Linked DNA regions of Homo sapiens: region 2 is linked to region 1. A link is an interaction called in ENCODE POLR2A ChIA-PET data of the cell type or tissue named here. Cell type or tissue: Panc1. All regions are shown on one strand. Links, peaks and the distances in the headings refer to the core of each region. The heading gives the core; the rest is flanking DNA. Region 1 overlaps LOC101927421 (a long non-coding RNA gene). Region 2 overlaps LOC101927421 (a long non-coding RNA gene).

Region 1 (4,399 bases), core at 180-4,179:
TTAACTAACCTCCTTCTGTCCCCCACTTACTACTACCCTTCCCAACTTCCAGTGACCACCATTCTGTCTACTTCTGTAGGATCAACATTTTCAGCTCCTATATGTGAGTGATAACATGTTTTTTGTCTTTCTGTGACTAGCCTATTTCACCTAACATAATGTTCCCCAGGCTTATCCATGTTGCCACAAATAACAGGATTTCATTATTATTGTGGCTGAATAATATTCTATTGTGCATATATACCACATTTTCTTTATCCATTCTTCCATTGATGGGCACTTAACGTTTATTCTATCTCTTGATTATTGCGAATAGTGCTGCAATAAACATGGGCATACAAATATCTCTTCAACATACTGATTTCTTCAAAATATACTTAGTAGTGGGATTACTAGATCATATGATATTTCTTTTTTTAGATTTTTGAGGAAATGCCATGCTGTTTTTCATGTCTGCACTAATTTACATTCTTATCTACGGTATATAAGAGTTCTCTTTTCTCTGCATCCTCACCAGCACTTGCTATATTTTGTCTTTTGGGTCATAATCATTTTAATTGGGGTCAGATAATGTCTCATTGTGGTTTTGATTTGCATTTCTCTGATGATTAATGATCTTGAGCATTTTGTTGTAAACCAGTTAGTCATTTTGTATGTTGTCTTTTGAGAAAAGCCTATTAAAATCATTTTCCCAGTTTTAATCAGATTATTATTATTATTATTGCTGGTGCTGTTACTTGTTTGAGTTCTTTATATATTTTGGATATTAATTTCTCATCAGATGGATAGTTTGAAAATACTTTCTTCCATTCTGCAGATTGTCTCCTCACTCCATTGATTGTTTCCTTTGCTGCACAGAAACTGTTTAGTTTTGTGTAATCTCATTTGTCTATTTTTGTTCTTGTTGCCTGTGGGCTTCAGAGGTCTTATCCAAAAAATCTTTGTCTAGACCAATTTCTTGAAGTGTTTTCCCTGTGTTTTCTTCGAGTAGTTTTATTGTTTTGGGTCTTTCATTTAAGTCTTTAATCCATTTTGAGCTGATTTTCATATGTGGTGAGAGATAGGGGTCTAATTTGCATCTTCTGCATATGGATATCTGGTTTTCCAAGCACCATTTGTTAAGGAGGCTGTCCTTCCTTCAGTGTTTGTTTACATGTACCCCATTTATATGTGGAAATAAATCCACAAATGTTGGCACCTTTGTGGATTTATTTCTCTGTTCTCTGTTCTGTTGCATTGGTCTATGTGTCTGTTTTTATGCCAGTGCCATGATGTTTTGGTTACTATAGCTTTGAAGTATATTTTGAAGTCAGGTAGTGTGATGCCTCCAGATTTGTTCTTTTTACTCAAGATTGCTTTGGCTATGTGAGCTTTTTGTGTGTGATTAAGTACAAATTTTAGGATTGTTTTATCTATTTCTGTGAAGGGATTGCACTGAATCTGTAGATTGCTTCGGATAGTAAGAAATTCATTCTGACTGTGGGCATCACATAAAATAGAAAGACACAAAATACTATTTTGACATTATATTCTATCATTGTAAATATTCAAATACAAATTTAATCGATTAACATTTTTAAACATTCGCCACTTCTACTATCAAACATAGATATTTTCTCTGTGTTTTAAATGCATAATTTTGTAATGAGCAGCTGTGAGTTATCTGAAATTTGCCTCTGGGAAAAGTGTAACCACTCAATAAAGAAACATTTAGTTGTAGTTGCAACTAAGTTGTTCTTCTTCCAGAGAAGTGACTCTTCTATTTACATGAAAGTCAAGATTTAAAAAAAAAGCTTTAAAAATATCCAATGCATAGTTCTGCACAGTGCCTTTTATTGCAGTAGCATATTTGTTTCTTTTATTCACTAGATAATGTGTTTGGAATTTTTCTACTATGTTACCGTTAAATTGTTGCATTAAGTTGTCTACAGAAAAAAAAAAGAGATTAAGCCAGATTTTTCAGGTGTTTCATCCGTCAGTATGCTGCAGAGAAGCAACATTTGTGTGAAGTGTCCTACCAAAGCTTTGCAAGGATCAGTCTCACTTCTATAATTTAGCACTTGAAAACAAACTTTGTGAGCTCTTCTGATAGTTGGTGCATTTCTTGAGGTTGGAAACTCATCTTATGCATCATGTATCTCCCACATACAGCATAATGCCTGGTACTAGTCCTCAAACATTTGCTGCCTTATAAATCGGAAGAGAACAAATAAAAAAACAGAGTAAAGCAGTGTTACAGATTTTTTTTTATATATATTGAAACCAGTTATCTGCAGTTACTTAAAGGCAGAAAAGAGACCTAGAACTGTGGGTCATCTGGATAAAAGTTACACTCCATTCAAACACCTTTGTTGCATGCCTGCTGCAGTCCAGGCACAGAGCTGGCTACCCACACAAGTACATCATTTCTGAATCACATGCACTTGGGCCTTGCTTTGCGCTGTGAAGACCTATTTGTGGTCTTGATGAAGAAGCAAATAAAAATGTATTTGATCTTCTTTCTCGAGGGTCATTATGAACCAAATTGAAATACCTCTAAAGTTCAGAAAAGTTCACCCAAGCTTTCCTTTGTTTGCTGTAATTCCTGTTTCTTTCTGACCTTCCTGAGTTCACAAAACTTTTGTTCCAAATAGACTCAATGATGTAACAAAAAGTCTTTAATCTAATTTCAAGATGGATAAGTTCCTGAGTGTGCTGCAGTTTGGGAGGGTAGGTTTTAGTGTGATTTACAGTGTGAAATCTACCTCAAACATCATAAAAGTGAATTTGTCCCATGATTGATTCAGAATTAAGTTGCAGTTGCATATTTTAACTTTTGGGCTTCTAGTAAAAGAATTAGTTTCTCTTTCCCATTTTCACAAACTGCATGAAAGCGTTTTATTTCTCTTTGGCTTCCTGAAGGGTACAATTGGAATAGATCTTCATTTGCTTGGCTTTCTCTACTTATGTTTGACATTTTGAGCTTTACCTATTGGTTATTTCATTCACTTGAGAAGCAATCTCAAGCAATATCAGTGTGTGTTTATGTTTCTTTGTGCATGTACCTGTGTGTGCGTGTACATGTGTGTAAACTGATGGACATTCTGAGCAGGTAGGGTCTATACTGTTTGGTATTCTGTTTCACTATTGTGTTTTGAAACTCCAATTCAAGACAATAGGGAAAACCTCACCAATATGAAAGCATGGATCACCACTATCTGAACCAGTTTGAGTTATCTGATGCTTTAATTAAATAATAAGGGAGCATCTATTTGGCTGAGGAATCAGAGCTATTTAGAATTGGGGGCCATTTTTACTAGACCCATATTGACTTAATGAGGTTTATCTGTGTGTTTCCCCAAAGAATAAAATCGAGTGAAAAAGCATTGTTTACATCAAGCGTAGCTCGTCTCTTACCACCTCCACCACCCCCCAGTTCCAATTCCAAGTCCAATTTCTAGTTTCATCTCCTATAATGAGGTCCAAGAAGATCTATATACTGAGCCCAACTTGACCATTTTTTCATTACTGTGTGAACAGTATCTTTACACTCTAATGTCTAATTTGGAATCCCAATAAGATTCATAAATTTGAGTCTAAGTAAAATGATAGGATTTCAAACAAGTATTTATTTTTTGAGCCACATCATCACAGGCTTATACAAAAAAAGTTTTTATGTGTTTAAGTGTGTATATAGGTAATCATGGGTAGATTACACAAGGACCTTATTTAAGATCTTAGAGAAATTTCTGCTTATGTTTACATAAGTAGGGCTTCCCTATGAATGCTTGTCTTCTCTAGAAGAAGAATTGATCCACTCATGAGATCCTCTCAGGTGCTGCCTAGGATATCAACACAGGCTTTGCCAAGCTACCAATGCAAATTTGGATTTTAGAAAACTTGAGGTTGTGGGGTGAAATAATGTCTTTCCTGGCTAAGAATGCATTAATGTAATTTCTTGCTTTGAAGTAATCTCTGGTAAATTTATTTTTGTAGTAGCAAGTACTTCTTAAAAATGGGTTCTTTTTTTTTTGCTATGTCCATGTGAATTTTTTTTGAGTCCCAAGACCAGAAGCCAAGGCAAGGGATCTTTCTTGAATGTCAACCACAGGCGTTTTGCACTTGCTGTCTCTTCAAGTCCCCCAGACAGTTCTGGAGGGCAAGAAGACTTCTCACTGATAAAGTTGCTGAAGATCTAGAGATAAGGCACCTATCTGAAGACACCCAGGTGTTAAATGAAGGTGTGGAATATGAACCCAAATCTAATTTTTGAGCTGTTTGTTTTCCACTGCACTGTCTGAAGGTCTCTGCTGGGATTTGGGGGATGTGATCTCAGTATGAAGAGGTAGTATGTGAAAAAGAGATTATTTGAGGATGATGGTTGGCCAAAATTTGTAAGGTGGTGAGAAAGGATGCTTTT
Region 2 (4,399 bases), core at 80-4,079, 58 kb after region 1:
TTGGAATCCCCAGTCTCTATTGTTTCCATATTTATGTCCATATATTTCCATTGTTGAGCTCCCACTTTTTTTTATTATACTTTATGTTCTAGGGTACATGTGCACAACGTGCAGGTTTGTTACATATGTATACATGTGCCATGTTGGTGTACTGCACGCATTAACTCGTCATTTACATTAGGTTTATCTCCTAATGCTATCCCTCCCCCCTCCCCCAACCCCACAACAGGCCCCGGTGTGTGATGTTCCCCTTCCTGTGTCCAAGTGTTCTCATTGTTCAGTTCCCACCTATGAGTGAGAACATGCGGTGTTTGGTTTTTTGTCCTTGTGATAGGTTGCTGAGAATGATGGTTTCCAGCTTCATCCATGTCCCTACAAAGGACATGACATCATCATTTTTTTATGGCTGCATAGTATTCCATGGCGTATATGTGCCACATTTTCTTAATCCAGTCTATCATTGATGGACATTTGGGTTGGTTCCAAGTCTTTGCTATTGTGAATAGTGCCGCAATAAACATATGTGTGCACGTGTCTTTATAGCAGTATGATTTATAATCCTTTGGGTATATATCCAGTAATAGAATGACTGGATCAAATGGTATTTCTAGTTCTAGATCCTTGAGGAATCGTCACACTCTCTTCCACAATGCTTGAACTAGTTTACAGTCCCACCAACAGTGTAAAAGTGTTCCTATTTCTCCACATCCTCTCCAGCACCTGTTGTTTCCTGACTTTTTAGGGATCGCCATTGTAACTGGTGTGAGATGGTATCTCATTGTGGTTTTGACTTGTATTTCTCTGATGGCCAGTGATGATGAGCATTTTTTCGTGTGTCTTTTGGCTGCATAAATGTCTTCTTTTGAGAAGTGTCTGTTCATATCCTTCGCCCAATTTTTAATGGGGTTGTTTGTTTTTTTCTTGTAAATTTGTTTGAGTTCTTTGTAGATTCTGGATATTAGCCCTTTGTCAGATGAGTAGGTTGCAAAAATTTTCTCCCATTCTTAGGTTGCCTGTTCACTCTGATGGTAGTTTCTTTTGCTGTGCAAAAGCTCTTTAGTTTAATTAGATCCCGTTTGTCAATTTTGGCTTTTGTTGCCATTGTTTTTGGTGTTTCAGACATGAAGTCCTTGCCCATGCCTATATCCTGAATGGCATTGCCTAGGTTTTCTTCTAGGGTTTTAATGGTTTTAGGTCTAACATGTAAGTCTTTAATCCATCTTGAATTAATTTTTGTGTAAGGTGTAAGGAAGGGATCCAGTTTCAGCTTTCTACTTAGGGCTAGCCAGTTTTCCCAGCACCATTTATTAAATAGGGAATCCTTTCCCCATTTCTTGTTTTTGTCAGCTTTGTCAAAGATCAGATGGTTGTAGATGTGTGGTATTATTTCTGAGGGCTCTGTTCTGTTCCATTGGTCTATATGTCTGCTTTGGTACTGGTACCATTACCATGCTGTTTTGGTTACTGCAGCCTTGTAGTATAGTTTGAAGTCAGGTAGCATGATGCCTCCAGCTTTGCTCTTTTGGCTTAGGATTGTCTTGGCAATGCAGGCTCTTTTTTGGTTACAAGTGAACTTTAAAGTACTTTTTTCTAATTCTGTGAAGAAAGTCTTTGGTAGCTTGATGGGGATGGCATTGAATCTATAAATTACCTTGGGCAGTATGGCCATTTTCATGATATTGATTCTTCCTATCCATGTAGCTCACACTTTATAAATGAGAAGATGTAGTATTTGATTGTCTGTTTCTGAGTTAACTCACTTAGGATGATAGCCTCCAGCTCCATTCATGTTGCTGCAAAGGACATGATTTTGTTCTTTTTCATGGCTGCATAGTATCCCGTGGTGTATACATACCACATTTAGTTTAATCAACTGTCGATGGACACTTGGGTTGATTCTGTGTCTTTGCTATTGTGACTAGTGGGTGTATTTTTAATATAATGATTTCTGTTCCTTTTTTTGTTGTTATTGTGAATAGTGCTGCAATACTAGCTCAGGCATATTTTTAATATAATGAGCTCTGTTCTTTTTTTTTTTTAGATGGAGTCTCGCTCTGTCACCCAAGCTGGAGTGCAGTGGCGCGATCTTGGCTTACTGCCAGCTCTGCCTCCTGGGTTCATGCCATTCTCCTGCCTCAGCCTCCAAGTAGCTGGAACTACAGGCGTCTGCCACCACGCCTAGCTAATTTTTTGTATTTTTTTAGTAGAGACAGGGTTTCACCATGTTAGCCAGGCTGGTCTTGATCTTCTGACCTCGTGGTCCGCCTGCCTTGGCCTCTGAAAGTGCTGGGAATATAGGCATGAGCCACCGTGCCTGGAAGATTTCTGTTCCTTTTAGTAGATAGCCAGCAATGGGATTGCTGGGTATAATGGTAGTTTTATTTTTACTTCTTTGAGAAATCTCTTTACTGTTTTCTGTAGAGGTGTTACTAATTAACATTCCTACCAACGGTGTATAAGCATACCCTTTTCTCAGTATCCACACTAACGTCTGTTGTTTTTTGACTTTTTGATAATAGTCATTCTGACTGGTATAAGTTGATATCCCATTTCTCTGATGATTAGTGATGTTGAGCCTTTTAAATGTTTCTTGGCTACTTGTATGTCTTCCTCTGGGAAAGGTCTTTCTCAGTCTTCCTCTCAGAAATTCTGTTCATGTTCTTTGCCCACTTTTTAATAGGGTTTTTTTTTTTTCTTGTTGAAATGTTTGAGTTTGTTGTAGATTCTGGCTATTAACCCTTTGTTGAAGCATAATTTGCAAATATTTTCTCCCATTCTCTAGATTGTCCATTTATCCTGTTACTTCTTTAGCTGTGCAGAACTTTTGAAAATTTAATTATGTCCCATTTGTCTGTTATTGTTTTTTGTTGAATTTTCTTTGGGGGTCTTAGTCATAAATACTTTGCCTAGGCCAGAAGAGTTTTTCTTAGGACTTTTATAGTCTCAGGTTTTAAAATTTAAGTCTTTAATCCATCTTGAGTTAATTTTTGTATATCGTGAGAAATAGAGGTCCAGTTTCATTCTTCTGCATGTGGCTAGCCATTTTTCCCCACTGTTTATTTTTGTTGGCTTTGTCAAAGATCAGTTCGTTGGAAGTATATGGTTTTATTTCTAGGTTCTCTATTCTGTTCCATTCACCTATGTGTCTATTTTTGTACCAGTACCATGCTGTTTTAGTTATTATAGCCTTGTACTATAATTTGAAGTTGGGTACTGTGATGCCTCTGGCTTCATTCTTTTTGTTTAGGATTGCTTTGGCTACTGGGCTTTTGTTTTGTTTTGTTTTGTTTTTTGGTTTCATATGAACTTTAGGAATTTTTTTCTAATTCTGTGAAGAATAATATTGGTAGTTTGATAGGAATTTCATTGAATCTATAGATTTCTTTGGGCAGTATGATCATTTAAGAAATATTGATTCTTCTGATTTGTGAGAATGTGATGTTCTTCCATCTGTTTGTGTCATCTATAATTTCTTTCATCAGTGTTTTGTAGCTCTCCTTGTAGAGATAACTTACCTCTTTGGTTGAATTTATTCCTAGACATTTTATTTTTATCTTGGCTATTGTAAATGTAATTGAGTTCCTGATTTGGTTCTCAGCTTGAAAATTATTTGTGTATAGAAATGAGTAGTTAGATTTCAAGAGCACAACAATTAAAAAAAGTTTTCAAGTTTTCATATCTAGCTAACAGACATGTATAGAGAGCAAATTAATGACTAAACCCTAGAAAAGAAATTGTGTGAAGGTAGGTAGAGAATAAATAATATAAAAGGACAATAGGGTGAATGTCTCAAAAATGATGTGCACCACATGAATGTTATTGACAATTCAAACCTAAATACCCAATTGATGAAATGATACACACTTTATTATTAGAATTGCATTTAAAATATTGATGAATAATTTTTATGTTGTAGTTAAATTAAGATCAGAAAGTTTGACCACGAAACCTAAATATAAATAATATTTATCAAAATGTTTTTCTCCAACTCCCTAAATAAGTCTACAATTTTCTCTGGTGTCGAAGTAATCTTTTGGTAAAATATTAAACATCCTTGAAGGGGTTGTAATTCTTTCAGACCATGCTTGTATTAAGTAGTATATTTATAACTGCTCAAGTTATTTATTCTGACTAAATTATATCCTACTACCAAGAGTTGACTTAGTGACTGGTAACTACTGTGAATAGCACCCATTTTATGTATAACAGCTTTCTAAACGCTTCATATCAACAAGCTTCCCAATAATAATAAATATTCAGGAATCACCCATATCCATCTTTCTCCAGCTTCATTGATGGAAGACTCATATGAGGTATTTGCTAAACAAACAAATTCTCAAGCCTCAACCTGGACCTTCTGAATAATAATCTTATGTGTAAATTGATGATCTCCATGTTT

The links. Peaks named below come from ENCODE experiments on the same cell type or tissue, not always from the same donor. Only the 100,000 strongest peaks of a DNase experiment are listed, where the experiment ranks them.
Region 2: POLR2A ChIA-PET joins it to region 1 with 5 read pairs; 2 of 35 experiments call an interaction of 5 or more read pairs at or near these places.

The regions. Positions count from the first base shown.
Region 1 is chr5:125,247,187-125,251,585 of GRCh38, forward strand. The region is part of intron 4 of LOC101927421 (a long non-coding RNA gene); the gene reads left to right. Among named protein-coding and RNA genes, the nearest start is that of LINC02240, 240 kb to the right of the region's middle. In Panc1, for the core only: no CTCF peak of the experiment used is centred there; no DNase peak of the experiment used is centred there; H3K27ac peaks cover 1,136 bases.
Region 2 is chr5:125,305,085-125,309,483 of GRCh38, forward strand. The region is part of intron 4 of LOC101927421 (a long non-coding RNA gene); the gene reads left to right. Among named protein-coding and RNA genes, the nearest start is that of LINC02240, 190 kb to the right of the region's middle. In Panc1, for the core only: no CTCF peak of the experiment used is centred there; no DNase peak of the experiment used is centred there.